Linked DNA regions of Homo sapiens: region 2 is linked to region 1. Evidence: read pairs that join two places in POLR2A ChIA-PET (ENCODE). Cell type or tissue: GM12878. All regions are shown on one strand. Each heading gives the region's core, and the rest is flanking DNA. Links, peaks and the distances in the headings are about the cores only.

Region 1 (5,000 bases), core at 1-5,000:
GGTGTGTGTGCCTGTATCTGTATGTGTAGATGCACGTGTGTATGGTGTATGCATGGTGCATGTGTGTACACATGTGGTATATGGCATGTGTGCACATGTGTATGTGTTGTGTATGACCTGTACATGATGGTGCATGTGTGGGTAGAGATGTATGTGTAGTGTGACTATGGTGCGTACATACATTTGTGTGTGTATGCATGGAGCATGTGGTGTGTATGTGGCATGTGCATACATGCGTATGTGTTGTGTATGACCTATACACAATTCTGCATGTGTGGGTAGAGATGATGCATGGTGTGACTATGGTGTGTGTACATACATTTGTGCACATGTGTATGGTGTATGCATGGTGCATGTGTGTACACGTGGTATGTGGCATGTGTGCACATGTGTATGTGTTGTGTGTGACCTGTACATGATGGTGCATGTGTGGGTAGAGATCTATGAGTGGTGTGACTATGGTGTGTGTACATACATTTGTGCACGTGTGTGTGTGGTGTATGCATGGTGCATGTGTGTACACGTGGTGTGTATATGGCATGTGTGCACGTGTATGTGTTGTGTATGACCTGTACATGATTCTGCATGTGTGAGTAGAGATGTATGAGTGGTGTGATGGTGTGTGTACATGCATTTGCGCACATGTGTGTATGGTGTATGCATGGTACATGTGGTGTGTATATGGCATGTGCATACATGCGTGTGTGTTGTGTATGACCTGTACATGATTCTGCATGTGTGGGTAGAGATGTATGCATGGTGTGACTATAGTGTGTATACATGCATTTGTGCACGTGTGTATGGTATGTGCATACACATGTGGTGTGTGGTGTGTGCTCATGGGCATGGATGTGTGGTATGCACGTGGTTCCTGTGTGCCCTGACCATGTCCCTTCCCCTGGGCTGGCCTTTTTCTTAGGGCCATGTCTGGAAACGTGACCTTGGCCCTGAGGCTGGCAACGCGGGGTCAACCTGTGGGACCGCAGTGCACGGCTCAGGGGCTCACAGGCCGAGAAAAAAAAGTGGAGAAAACGCCCCCTCCCCTCTCTGTGGGGACCTGGGCATGGCGGGGTTCTGTGGATTGGTTTTGTATGTGGTTTTCTCTCCCGTGTCCTGTTGGTCACTCCAGTTAGAATGTAGGGATCAGGCAGGTCTAGCTTGATGTGAACTTGTCTATTGCAAAAGTGGCCAACAGTGGAACAGGTATGTTTTAGGGCAATCGATTCCTTGAGTTGACCCATCTTGGATGAAGAAATTCCACTTCCCAGCCAGCTGTCTGTCCATTTGTTCACCTGCCCATCCATCCTTTTATCCCATCACAGCTACAGAATTTCTCTCAAGCTCTGTGATGAGTAAGGGAAGTGTAAACAATTCAGAAAATAACAGAAGAGGCCACAAGTGGCTGGGCACGGTGGCTCACTCCTGTAATCCCAGCACTTTGGGAGGCCGAGGCGGGCAGATCATGAGGCCAGAAGATTGAGGCCATCCTGGCTGACATGGTGAAACCCCGTCTCTACTAAAAATACAAAAAAGTAGCAGGGCGTGGTGGCAGGGGCCTGTAGTCCCAGCTACTTGGGAGGCTGAGGCAGGAGAATGGCGTGAGCCCGGGAGGTGGAGCTTGCAATGAGCCGAGATCGAGCCACTGCACTCCAGCCTGGGTGACAGAGTGAGACTCCATCTCAAAGAAAAAAAAAAAAAAAAAAAAAGAGGCCACAAGTTCGAGACCAGTCTGGCCAACATGGTGAAACCCCGTCTCTACTAAAAATACAAAAATTAGCCGGGTGTGGTGGCTTGTGCCTGTAGTCCCAGCTACTCGGGAGGCTGAGGCAGGAGAATCGCTTGAACCCAGGAGGCAGAGGTTGCAGTGAGCTGAGATTGTACTACTGCACTCCAGCCTGGGTGACAAAGCAAGACTCCCTCTCAAAACAACGAAAAAGGAAATTAACTTCTGAGAGTCTGGCGGGGCTTTCTCTAAGAGGGGCTTTTTCTGGGCGGGGCTTTTTCTGGTAGGGGCTTTCACTGGGTGGGGCTTTCCCTGGGTGGCACGTTTCTGGGTGGGGCTTTCTCTGAGTGGGAATTTCTCTAAGTGGGAATTTCTCTGGGTGAAGCTTTCCCTGGGCGGGGCTTTCCCTGGGTGGGGCTTTCTTCTGGGTTGGGCTTTCTCTGGGCTGGTCTTTTTTCTGGGTGGAGTTTTCCCTGGGCGGGTCTTTTTCTGGGCTGGGCTTTCCCTGGGTGGGGCTTTTTTTCTGGGCGGGGCTTTCCCTGGGCGGAGCTTTCCCTGGGCGGAGCTTTTATCTGGCCAGAGCTTTTTCCTGGGCGGGTCTTTTTTTCTGGGAGGGGCTTTCCCTGGGCTGGTCTTTTTTCTGGGCAGGGCTTTCACCAGGCGCGACTTTTTTCTGGGCGGGACTTTTTTCTGGGCGGGTCTTTCCCTGGGCGGGGCTTTCCCTGGGCGGGACTTTTTCTGGGCAGGGCTTTCCCCGGGCGCGACTTTTTTCTGGGCGGGGCTTTCCCTGGGCGGGTTTTTTTTCTGGGCGGGGCTTTCCCTGGGCGGGACTTTTTCTGGGCGGGGCTTTCCCTGGGCGGGTCTTTTATCTGGGCAGAGTTTTCCCTGGGCGGGTCTTTTCTCTGGGCTGGGCTTTCCCTGGGCGGGTCTTTTTCTGGGTGGGGCTTTCCCTGGGCGAGGCTTTCGCTGGGCAGGGCTTTTATCTGGGCGGGGCTTTTTTATGGGCGGGGCTTTCCCTGGGCTGAGCTTTTATCTGGCCAGAGCTTTTCCTGGGCGGGTCTTTTCTGGGCGGGGCTTTCCCTGGGCGGTCTTTTTTCTGGGCAGGGCTTTCCTTGGGCTGGTCTTTTTTCTGGGCGGGGCTTTCCCTGGGCGGGCTTTTATCTGGGCAGAGCTTTCCCTGGGCAGGTCTTTTTTTCTGGGCGGGGCTTTCCCTGGGCGGAGCTTTCCTTGGGCTGGTCTTTTTTCTGGGCGGGGCTTTCCCTGGGCGGGCTTTTATCTGGGCGGAGCTTTCCCTGGGTGGGGCTTTCCCTGGGCAGGTCTTTTTTCTGGGCTGGGCTTTCCTTTGGCGGGTCTTTTTCTGGGCGGGGCTTTTATCTGGGCGGAGACTTCTCTTGGCGGATCTTTTTTTCTGGGCGGGGCTTTCCCTGGGCGGGCTTTTATCTGGGTGGAGCTTTCCCTGGGTGGGGCTTTCCCTGGGAGGACCTTTTTTCTGGGCGGGGCTTTCCCTGGGCAGGTCTTTTTCTGGGCGGAGCTTTCCCTTGGCGGGTCTTTTTTTCTGGGCGGGTCTTTCCCTGGGCGGGGCATTCCTTCTTTGGGACCTGTGCATACCCTTGGGACTTTGCCTGGTCACGTCTTTAAAAATCTTTTTTCCTGGAGCCCAGGCCAACCCTCCCTGGGGCTTGCAGTTGGATGAGTGGAGTGGACAAGTGACCTGTGAGCTTAAAGCCGAGTGCAGGGGGCGTAATGGGGGACGATTAGTGCCTTTTTATAGCAGCTGCAGGAGGAGCATGTAAGGCCCCGTGGGCAGCTCTAAGCAACAACCCTACCTTGGGCTGGGGAGATTCCTGCCTTCTAGTCCGAGGAGCCCTGGCTGGCCCCACCCTGCGTTCTGCCCTGGTGAGGGGGCTGCATCTGTCTCCGTGCTAGAGGGTCATTTGATGGACCGTGGAAATGGTGGTCTGCCCTGGGACTGAGAGTGTCGCCGGCTCTTTCCCATATGCAGGGCTGGAGGGCTGGGCTGTGTTCCTCCGGGTGTTTCACTGCTGTTTTGCTCCGCTCTGTTGGAGCCTAGCAGAGCTTTTAGGTCAGGGACAGTGGGGTTTTGGCTGTCCCATGGGGCAAGGCTCCTCACCCTGCCCTTCCCCACTCTTGCTTTTCCTATTCCCAGTCACCCAGGCTTTTCCTTCCCGGGAGAACCTAGCCATTTGCAAATAGGGAGCTTTTTACAGTGGGCTCCACCCCAAGGTTGCTCTGTGGCACCGGACCTGTCCAGAGCAGCTTGATTTCCCGGGTACCTAACTGATTTCCCCCTAAGCTACTGCTGCAGCTGTTGCAATCCTTCAGTTGGGAAATCTGGCCCTCTCCCTGCTGTGGGCCTTTTCGCCTGGCACACCTGCACATCACTTCCCTGGGCCTAGTCCCTGGCCCCAGGCCTGGGCCTTGTTTGCACAGGTTTGCCCCCTTGAGTTGCGGGGCTTCCCAAGGGCAGGGTCTCTTCCATATCCCTCTCCCACAGCCCAGCTCAGGGCAGCAGCAGCATGTGACTGTGGAATGGGGAAGGGCCCAGGAAGGGAGGGACAGATGGAGGGTGTCACATCAGCCATGCCGATAGGAGTGTGGGTGCGGGTGGGGGTGGGGGTGGCTGTCCTTGGTGAAGGTGCTTTGGAAGCTGAAGGTCACTGTGCCCAACAATGTCCCAGCTCTGGCTCAGATGGCGGGTACTTGGCTCAGGTACCATCCTGTGTGGAGTGTGTAGGGCCCTGCCCAGCCTCACCTGGCAGAAAGGATGATGACCCGGGCCTCCAGCTCTTTCGCCTCCATCAGCAGGGCCGTCACGTTCTTGGTCCCTGGGTCAAACTGCAGCACCTTCTCTGCCTGCGGTGTGAGCAAGAGTGTTAGCAGGCGGCTGGGGCAGGGGACATAGCGCCTCAGGGGTGAGAGTTGGGCCGGAGCCGCTGGGAACCCCGAGGCAGCTTAGCTAGGGCTGCCATGGTCTGCGCCTGCCACCTGCGCCTCCGCCTGCCTTCCTCAGTCCTTGCCTGGCCTGGCCTCGCCTCTCCGGTCCTGTCCTGTCTTCAGCCTGCGCGCTCACCTGTGCTCGTTCTGTGCTCTCTCTGCTCTCTCTGGATCTCTCTCTCCACCTCACTCCTGTCCTCATCTTTGCACTGAGCATGCAAGCTGAAGTGGACCCAGACTCAGGAGGCGTGCAGCGGACGGGAAACAGAAAAGAGTTTTGGAATGCAACCAGGAAAAGAGATGGGGCTGACTTTTCCAAAAC
Region 2 (10,472 bases), core at 2,674-7,673, 56 kb after region 1:
GATTGCGCCATTGCACTCCAGCCCAGGAGACAGTGAAAGACTCCATCTCAAAAACAAAAAAACAAAAACAAAAAACCAAACCCATGTCTGGGGCGTTATCGTTCCCCTGCAGGGCTTCAATATCACCTCCTATCTCAAGGGGGTAAATCTTGAAGTCGTCAACATTTGTTAATAAAACGGAGTCAGCAGTGCAGTTGCTATGGCCACCAATGGGTCACAACCAAAGGCTACGACCCAAAAAAATTACACACGTCGTTTACTGGTGGTCTTCAACCTATTCAAAAAATTAGGCAAATGTTTAAATTATCGCTTAAATAACCGAAGACACATACTCCCAATTCAAAGTGGATGTGCTGGTCTATGAAGGATGCTGCTGAGATCTGGGACCAGCGGGGCCCCACAGTCACTCATCCCACCACCCCCAGCTGCAAGAGAAGCACAGCCTGGGAATGTCCCTTGGACGTCCCCCAAAGAGTCCACACTCAACTCCTGCAGAGGTCTGGGGACAGCGGCCCTGTGTGTGCCTTGGGTGGCTGGACAAGAACAGGAACTGACCACAGCCAACACGTCCACTCCCGCACCCAGGAGAAGGGAAAACCCATGGTCAGATGCAAACAGCAGCTTTCACCCCGTGTGCAACCCACACTCTGCCTCAGCACACGAGGCCCACACGGAGGGCTCAGCCCCTCCCCAGAAAGCACCAGGTACCTTTCCTCAGACCCAAGATCCACATGGTGTCCAGCGCGTCGATCAGTGTGAGACCGAGGCCAAACCACTCACTGAAGGACCTGGACACAGGCTTCAGCTCGTCATGGCCCCATGCAAACTTGCGGTATCCTTTCCATGCATGCAGGAAGACGTCAATCACGCCCTTCTGGCGATAGTTCAGATGCACTAGTAGGGGGGAGAGAGCACAGGCCATGGCGGACGTGGTCCTGGCGTCGGCACAGATGGACACCCTCAGGCAGAGCACTGCTGTGACCCCCATGGGGCAAAGATGACGGTGGGTTTGGGACGACGGGAAGGGCGGTGGTGGGCACAGCAAAGGCCAGGGCCACAGAGGCTGCAGCAGCCCCCAGGGAGAACACAGCCTGCCAAGGGCCTGAGACCTCTGGAGACTGCACAGGATGGCACCTGTCACCCGACCACCTGACTGGGGCCCATGCACCTCCACCTGGCGCCTGGGCAGGCACACCCTCCTTGGGCCTCGGTGGCCTCTGGCCAAAGGGACAAGGGTGGCTGCCCCAAGGGCGCTGGGACAGCACAGTGAGCACAGCCTGTGGAGACGTGGGTGAGTGTGGTGCCAACTCAGAATGTGAAACACGGACGGGTGCAGACCTCGCGATGAACATCCTCGACTCAAACACGCTCCTTCTGCCACGTGGGCTTCAGGTGCTCCACGGGAATCGCACTGTGCACACGCGCTACAGTCCCTTCGTTCCCTTTTTTTAAATTTTTTTGGCTGGGCACGGTGGCTCCCGCCTGTAATCCCAGTACTCTGGGAGGCCGAGGTGGGCAGATCACCTGAGGTCAGAAGTTTGAGACCAGCCTCGCCAACATCGCGAAACCCCGTCTCTACTAAAAATACAAAAATTAGCCAGGTGTGGTGGCGGGTGCCTATAATCCCAGCTACTAGGGAGGCTGAGGCAGGAGACTTGCTTGAACCCAGAAGGCAGACGTTGCAGTGAAGTGACAAAGCAAGACTCTGTCTCAAATATACACATATATATAAATTTCTTTTTTTTTTGTAGAGATGGGGCCTCACTGTGTTGTCCAGGCTGGTCTTGAACTCCTGGACTCAAGAGATCCTTCTACCTCAGCCTCCCAAAGTGCTGGGATTACAAGTGTGAGCCACCACGCCCGGCCAACATTGACTAATGTGTGGATTGACACGTGTGTAACGGCACCAAACCACACGTCCTCTCAGGAAAGGTTCTGAGGCCTCCTTGTGCTCATGGCATGTCTATGCCTCTGCCTCTGCCTCTGCCCTCATTGATGCCGCAGAGATTGCTACACATCCCTCACAGGCCCGGGGCTGGGAGTCCTGGCTCTGGGCTCCCTCCCCACCTCAGAGACACCTGGGGGGCATGATGAGAGCAGGGCTCCAGACTCAGCGACCTGCCATGAGCCCCCACAGACAAGCAAACGACTCTGGGGGTGGCTGTCCTCAGCCCTGCTTTTCAGTCTGGAGAACGGGAGGGTGAGTGGCTTATCGTGTCAGAGGGTGTCATGAGGTTGAAAGAGGCCTCAGGTCATGCACTGAGCTTGGCCGAAGGCCCGCACCTGGGAGGCCCCCAACAAACGGTGCTGAGAATGAAGTGGCCCCCAGAGCTGCCTGGGACTGGCCAGGCCGAGACAGGGGACACAGCACGGGCAGCAGTCTCCAGGGATCCCGTGGGGCAGCCTGGCCCAGACACAAACCTCTCAGACACACCTTCTTCTGCAGCCATGTGCTCAGGGACAGCAGGCCAAGAGCCACATGGTGTCACCAAGGTTGCAGAGCCTGTGAGGACTCAGACAACAGGGGGATGCTGAAGGGCAAGGTGCACACCAGGGCGGGGGCGCCACCCACCATGGCTGAGACGAAGCCTGCACCCATCAGCCACCAGCCCCTGAGCGCCCGGGGAGGAAGGGGTGCAGGTGTGGCCTCACCTGGTGTGCCCTGTGTCCTGGCCGGTGGCAGGGGAGGCTTGGTGGGCACTTCTGCTCTTCTTGAAGGGAGCTCGGTGCCCTGCTCAGGCTCGATCACCGCTCCCCTCCAGCTTCGGGGGAGAAGGAAGGGTGTCAGCTGCCGTCAAACATTTGTGGCTCCATGTTTCCCACCCCCACGCTCCATACCCACGGCCAAGGCACAGCCCTGCACCCAAAGCGGCCCCATCATCCTGAGGTGCAGGCTGCTGAGTGGCAGGAAACACACAGTTCAGTCCTGAGCTCCCGTGCCTGAGAGCCAAGACCACAGCACTGCTCCAGGGTCAAGGCTGGCCTGAGGTCAGAGACCAGAGCTTGGAGAATCGTGAGAAATCCCTCTGCAGAGGCCGGAGGCGGGGGGCCTCTATGGTGGAGGAGTAGAGAATCTTTCATCCAAACAGGAGCACTAGTGACAGTGAGGTGGCCCCAAGATGCCAGGATGGCCACACAGACGGGGGCTGTCCCTACACACGAGACGCATGGCCACTCAAACTCCCCATCGAGTTCTGTCCAATGGCCATCAGGAACAGCTATGAGGTTGTGTAGAGGGTTTGCCGCGCAACCTCCTAACTGTGGCTGGGCCCGAGCGTTCTCTTGGGGCCCTGTGGTGAATCTGTCCCAGGATCAGCAAAAGGCCTCTTACAACCACAGATGGCTTACATGCTGGGAGTACAAACGTGGCACTTTTGACAAGCTGAGGTCAAATCCTCTTTTGCTCTGGAAGTAAAGCGTCCTTGCATTCATGCCAACGCTAACTAGAGCACAGTGGCCCTCAAATTCTCCTCCTGGCCGTGAGGACCCCTCACATGCACATGTCCACGCCTCTCACCACGCGCTTGAGTTCAGGGCCTCTGGGCCCGTTTCTTCGGAGCCCATCTCTCACGGCGGACAGCGCTTGTCTCAGGCCACTCCTGCACAGCAGCCCTCACTGGCCCTGGCTCTGCCCACACTTTGTAGAAGAGAGAGGACGTCTGCGGGGAACCCTTCCTTCCGCCTCAACCACAATCAACTCCGTTTCTAAGAGCGTAACATGGAGCCGGAAACGAGGCAGAGACGCCTCCAGCACCGAAGCTCCACTGGGATCCACTACCTGGACTTGACGAACCGGGCAGAGGACAGCACTCTGGGAGCCTGGGCACCGGGCAACTCCCTCTCCCTCTGCTCTCTGCTCGACCAGATGGGGCTCGGGAAAGGAGGTGGCCCAGGCAGCCAGCGTCCACCTCTGAGCCTGGCTCCCCATCCCCACGCACCTGTGCACCCTTCACACGCACACAAAACATTCTGAAATGTTACTGCATACCATGAGGACATTATCGGGGACCTAATTTAGCTCTGACCTCCAGTTTTAAAAATTCGATTCTGTAATCTAAGGTTAATGAGGACAGATTACAGAGCATACACTGTCAGTTTCAAAGGAAAATAGATCTCAGACACAATGCGTTTCCGCAATCTTGTTTTTCGGAACATCAAGCCCTGAGCGGCGGCGTGCAGCCTGCCCTGCGCTCTGTACCTGATGACTGTCCTCTGCGGATCTCCTTCCGGGCGGGGATCCACAGGGGCTTCTTGCCTTTTTGTGGCCTCCTCCTGGGTCCCATCCTTCAGGTCTTGGCTTGGGGGTCTAATCTGCAGGTGAGGTGGTCCCCGCTGGATGTGTCTTTGTGTCTTCTGTAGAGAAATTGGTCACACAGGAAATCACGGGGTGTCTGCGAGCTGCCCTTCTTTCCCTCTATGGGACGCCCTCAGGTGCAGCCCACACCTCACAGACTGAGCTTCTGACCTCTGACTAAATTACTTTCGTTTTTCAATACGACAGGCAGCTTCAGAAGACAGCTCCTTAGGAGCCTGGGGACACTGCCGACTGGCTAAACGGCCCCAGACAAAACGCTTAAGCCCCTCCCACGGTGGGAATATTTCCAAACTCTCACAGGTCCTAAAGCGTTAATAACAAAGGGCTGCAGTAAACACCAGCTCCAGCAACACCTCTGGGTCCCCAGGCCTCCCGCACAGTCATCTGCAAAGTGAGGCAGGCACCCACATCCTCACTACAAAGCACAAAGCTTCCGATGACATATGGAGCTGGGTTCCCCTTGCCAGGCGCCCCCTGCTGTGTGATGCGGGCCTTCTAGCCAGCCCCCACCACCCTGTTCCCTGTTTCCACACCTGCAGGCACAGAGCCCCGTCCTCTGCTCCCTTCCCCACGTGAACAGGAGCGTGGGAAAGCTGCAGACCGTGTCACGGACTGAGGCTTAGGTCCTCCTACGTGAGTCTAGAGGCAAATCCATTCTCTCCTATGGCCTCAGTTTTCTGTGGTATTACCAAACCTTAATTTTTATTATTATTATTACTATAGAGACAGGGTCTCCTTATGTTGCCCAGGCTGGTCTTAAACTCCTGGCCTCACGAATTCCTCCTGCCTTGGCTTCCCAAAGTGCTGGGATGACAGGTTGCAGCCAACATGCCCGGCACAAGCCATAATTTTGTACTTCTTTACTGATGGATATTTAGATTGCTCCACTTTTTTTTTTTTTAAAAAAGGAAAGAATGCTTACTTATGGCTGGGCACGGTGGCTCACGTCTGTAATCCCAGCACTTTGGGAGGCAGGTGGATCACCTGAGGTCAGGAGTTCAAGACCAACCTGGGCAACATGGTGAAACACCATCTCTACTAAAATTACGAACAATTAGCCAGGCGTGGTGGCGCACGCCTGTAATCCCAGTCAGAGTCTTGTTTTGTCACCCAGGCCGGAGTGCAATGGTGCAATCTTGGCTCACTGCAACCTCCACCTCCTGGGTTCAAACGATTCTCCTGCCTCAGCCTCCCAAGTAGCTGGGATTACAGGCGCGTGTCACCACACCTGGCTAATTTTTGTATCTTTAGTAGAAATGGGGTTTTACCATGTTTGCCAGGCTGGTCTCGAACTCCTGACCTCAGGTGATCTACCCACCTCAGCCTCCCAAAGTGCTGGGATTACAGGCATGAGCCACCATGCCCAGCCTGTTTTTTTTGTTTGTTTGTTTTTTGAGACAGAGTTTTACTCTTGTTGCCCAGGCAGGAGTGCAGTGGCGTGATCTTGGCTCACTGCAACCTCTGCCTCCTGGGTTCAAGTGATTCTCCTGCCTCAGACTCCTGAGTAGCTGGGATTACAGGCGCCCGCCACCACTCCAGGTTAATTTTTTGTATTGTTAGTAGAGACAGGATTTCACCATGTTGGCCAGGCTGGTTTTGAACTCCTGGTCTCAAGCAATCCACCCGTCTCAGCCTCCCAAAGCGCTGGGATTACAGGCATGAGCCACTATGCCTGGCCCCAGCCTGTTTTTTTTTTTAATAGAGATGGGGTCTCACTATGTTGCTCAGGCTGGTCTCGAACTCCTGCATTCAAGCAATCTGCCTGCCTCGGCCTCTCAAAGTGCTGGGATGACAGATGTGAGCCACTAGTTCCACTGTGTTTCTCTAGTCTCTTCTCCACCAGGTCATGCAATCACTGTCCTCTTCATCTCCCTGCTATTGAGTCCACAGTGGAAGGTCGGAACAAACTATTAGAATTATGTCACTAAGATCACCTAGTCTTAAAAATCACCGTTACGAGGGTCAGGTGCAGTGGCTCACATCTGTAATCCTAGCACTTTGGGAGGCCGAGGCAGGAGGATCACCTGAGCCCAGGAGTTCCAGACCAGCCTGGGTAACAAAGTGAGACCCCACCTCTACAAAAAATCAAAAAGTTAGCCGGGCGTGGTGGCACATCCCTGTAATCCCAGCTACTTGGGAGGCTGAGGCAGGAGAATCACTTGAACCCGAGACGTGGAGGTTGCAGTGAGTGGAGATTGTGCCACTGCACTCCAGCCTGGGCAACAGAGTGAGACTCTGTCTCAAAAAAAAAAAAAATCACCATGGGTTCAATGATCACAGTTTTATGATCTTGTAGGGAAGTTCATCTGAGTTTTACTCCCAAATTTTCTTTCCATATGAATTTTAAAATCATCTTTAAAAACAGAGGTTGGAATTTTGATAGGGAGTCAATGGATTTACAGATGAATTTAGGGAGAACTTAAATCTTTTCTCTTTTTTTTGAGACAGAGTCTTGCTCTGTCGCCCAGGCTGGAGTGCAGTGGCGCGATCTCGGCTCACTGCAACCTCCGCCTCCCAGGTTCACGCCATTCTCCTGCCTCAGCCTCCCGAGTAGCTGGGACTATAGGTGCCTGCCACCACGCCCGGCTAATTTTGTTTTTGTATTTTTAGTAGAGACGGGGTTTCACTGTGTTAGCCAGGATGGTCTCAATCTCCTGACCTTGTGATCCACCCGCTTCAGCCTCCCAAAGTGTTGGGATTACAGGCGTGAGCCACTGCTTAAATCTTCACAGCAGAAGAATAAAATGTCTACTTATTTAGGTCTTTTCAAATACCTTGAGTGTTGTACTTTTATTTATACTGACTTTATATATTTTAGTATCAGGATTACTCCTACGGACTTGGTGGCATTCTTTTCTTGTGATTGTGATGGAGATCACTTTTCTTTTCTTTTTCGAGACTGAGTCTCACTATCACCCAGGCTGGAATGCAGTGGTGCGAACTCCGCTTGCTGCAGCCTCCACCTCCCAGTTCAGGCCTCAGCCTGCTGAGTAGCTGGGATTACAGGTGCGCACCACCACGCCTGGCTAATTTGTGTATTTTTAGTAGAGATGGGGTTTCACCATGTTGGCCAGGCTGGTCTCAAACTCCTGACCTCAAACCTCAAGTGATCCGCCTGCCTCGGCCTCCCAAAGTGCTGGGACTACAGGTGTGAGCCACTGCAACCTCCTGAGATCTCTTTTCAATAACATTTTCTAATTGATTACTGCTACTATATAGCAAAGTTCTCTAAAACTAATTTCTAAGCCGGATGAAGTCATAAGAAGCATACTTGGTAAAGGATGAAATATTCTAACTCACAACAGTCATACTAATAATAAAGGGAATACCAATAATAAAGGAAAATATAAAAGTCCTAAGACTCATCAAAGGACACGGACAGCTTCCGGGATGGGAGCACATAGGGCCGTTCATCACCTCTCCCCTCCTGTAAGTGTCCCTGCTTCTAGGCAAGACACACAAGCATCCACGAAAAGCAGGCGCCAGTTTCTGACTGTTGCATTGGAAACATTGCCGACACGAGAATGCCCAGTGCTGCCATGGCACCACTGACTGCTACTCTCAGCACCGTAGCAGGGGAAGCAAATTCGGGAATAGTTTGTCATGATACACGTCATAGGACATCAAAATCTTCACAACCTTTAACTCTTAATAGTTTACGTACAACGGATGTAATGGGGACATTTACAAATGAAGAAAGAATCAACAGATAAATGATTTAGAAAATGATGGTTTATCCAAGCAATGGAGAAGAGCTATAAAAATCTGTATGAAAGGGAATATTCTCATGTGCATAAAAAAAGAAACAGGGACCAATCCAGCCCCTAACCCTCAATTACGTACACACGTGTGTATCCAAATACCAATCCAGCCCCTAACCCTCAATGATGTATACATGTGTTTATCCAAATAAAATTATTATTATTATTTTTTGAGACAGGGTCTCCCTGTCATCCAGGCTGGATCATAGCTCACTGTAGCCTCAACCTCCCTGGCTTAAGCGATCCTCCCACCTCAGCCTCCCAGGTAGCTGGGACTATAGGCATGTCGTGCCTGGCTAATTTTTTTTTTTTTTGGTAGAGATGGTGGTCTCACCGTGTTACCCAGACTGGGCGTAAGCAATCTGCCTGCCTTGGCCTCTGAAAGTGCTGGGATTACAGGTGTGAGCCACCATACCCAGCCACATAAATTGAAAGACATATACCAAGTGTTTCAAGAGTTGGACTGGGAACAGGGGTAATGTGTGGCTGTGTATTCCCCTTTATACCTTCTCAATGTTCCCATTTTCTCTCCTAAGCCCCTATAACATTTGAAATCAGACAGGTGTGGTGTCTTATGCCTGTGATCCCAGCATTTCAGGAGACTGAGGCAGGAGGATCACTTCAGCTCAGGAGTTGGAGACCAGTCTGGGCAACATAGTGAGACCTCATCTCTATTAAATAATTTTAAGGCCGGGCGTGGTGGCTCACGCCTGTAATCCCAGCACTTTGGGAGGCTGAGGCGGGCAGATCACGAGGTCAGGTGATCAAGACCATCCTGGCTAACACGGTGAAACCCCGTCTCTACTAAAAATACAAAAAATTAGCCGGGCGTGGTGGCGGGCACCTGTAGTCCTAGCTACTCAGGAGGCCAAGGCAGGAGAATGGCATGAACCCGGGAGGTGGAGCTTGCAGTGACCTGAGATTGCGCTACTGCACTGCAGCCTGGGAAACAGAGGAAGACTCTGTCTCAAAAAAAAAAAAAAAAAAAAAAATATAAAACAAAAAAATTTGAACTCAACCAAAGTAAAACGTTAACAGAAAGGGATCTGGCCTAAACACAGCCTCATCCCTAACCAGGTCTAGACAAGTGCCAGGGTCTGAACAGGAGAGGCAGTGCAAGTGATCCCTGGAGGGCAGGATGTCTCCAAGTCAATGCTTGAGAAAGACAGAAATATTCACCATCCACCACCCCAGCTGCTCCTGGACACTAGGTGCTGGCTTATGGGTCACTTGTGAGTGGTGGAAACACATCTTTCAATGGAAAAAATACCACAGTCTGCTCTCAGGCAGTTACGATACTCCATATGCAAAGGAGACGAAGGACCAAAGAAGGAAAGGAAGCACCTGTCGGCTTTCCAGTCAGGAAAATTCAATTTGTAGACAAAGACCTTGGTCAAAGGCAGAAATCCTCACACCGAAGAGTGTGGAGCAGTGGCCCCATGGCCAATCAAGAGCAGGACTCTCCCATCAGGCACGGCACCTTCTAGGGGCCAATTCCCACCCTACACCCTCTGCCCGGCTAGACCACCCTTGGAGAAGCTGCTCAGCGACAGGAATGCTGCCTTTGAAAGGAGAATGTGGGTTTGCTTCCTTCTGCTTTTTGGTACTGTCCATCCCCTCTCTATTGAGCTTATAGAAATTTTAAAAGGACACATTTTCTTGTTAAAGAAATCAAAGGGCCGGGCATGGTGGCTCATGTCTGTAATCCCAGCACTTTGGGGGGCTGAGGTGGGCAGATCAAGAGGTCAGGAGTTCGAGACCAGCCTGACCAACATAGTGAAACACGTCTCTATTAAAAATACAAACGTTAGCTGTGCGTGGTGTCGGGCGCCTGTAATCCCAGCTACTCGGGAAGCTGAGGCAGGAGAATCACTTGAACCCGGGAGGCGGAGGTTGCAGTGAGCTGAGATCACACCACTGCACTCCAGCCTGGGCGACAGAGTGAGATTCCGCCTCGAAAAAAAAAAAAATCAAAACACCCCCACGGCAGTCTGAGGGTGGCCCAAGCTCATGGGGGCCAATGCCCCAATGCCCCTCTTGCTGAGATCCTTAGCCAGTGGGCAGCAGCCTGCCTCCAGCTCCCCAGCCCAGGAGCTGTTCCTCGGCAGGTTACCACTCCCAAGGCCACTGTTAGAAAGCGCTGTCTGTCCCTGTCACAGCCCTGCAGGGAAGTCCACCTGGCGCTGAGGACTCTGGCCACAGGTGAAGCTCCCAAGGCACTCCCACACCTGCTAGACACAATCACAGATGTACCAACAACAGTAACTAACACCCTAAGGGCCTTCTAAGGGTTCCGAGCAGCCACACCAGAGTCAGCACCACCCTGGTGTTCTCAACGGTGTCGGGGATTTGGCTGTTCTTCCTGAACCAAACCTTCACTGACAGGACGTTTTCCT

Evidence for each region. Peaks named below come from ENCODE experiments on the same cell type or tissue, not always from the same donor. Only the 100,000 strongest peaks of a DNase experiment are listed, where the experiment ranks them.
Region 2: POLR2A ChIA-PET joins it to region 1 with 10 read pairs; 6 of 35 experiments call an interaction of 5 or more read pairs at or near these places.

The regions. Positions count from the first base shown.
Region 1 is chr9:137,148,606-137,153,605 of GRCh38, reverse strand. It overlaps GRIN1 (glutamate ionotropic receptor NMDA type subunit 1), which reads right to left. Exons shown (of 20, transcript NM_007327.4): 4 at 4,497-4,597. Among named protein-coding and RNA genes, the nearest start is that of GRIN1, 12 kb to the right of the region's middle. RefSeq lists an enhancer at 1,856-2,175. In GM12878, for the core only: no CTCF peak of the experiment used is centred there; DNase peaks (open chromatin) are centred at 2,165, 2,797 and 3,005; H3K4me3 peaks cover 1,267 bases; H3K27ac peaks cover 1,788 bases.
Region 2 is chr9:137,090,118-137,100,589 of GRCh38, reverse strand. It overlaps MAN1B1 (mannosidase alpha class 1B member 1), which reads right to left. Exons shown (of 13, transcript NM_016219.5): 4 at 4,199-4,353; 5 at 2,653-2,762; 6 at 709-894. It overlaps LOC124902338 (small nucleolar RNA SNORD62), which reads right to left and starts at 6,245; the gene lies at 6,160-6,245. RefSeq lists an enhancer at 4,473-4,602. In GM12878, for the core only: a CTCF peak has its summit at 4,792 (motif pointing left); a DNase peak (open chromatin) is centred at 4,629; H3K4me3 peaks cover 974 bases; H3K27ac peaks cover 1,272 bases.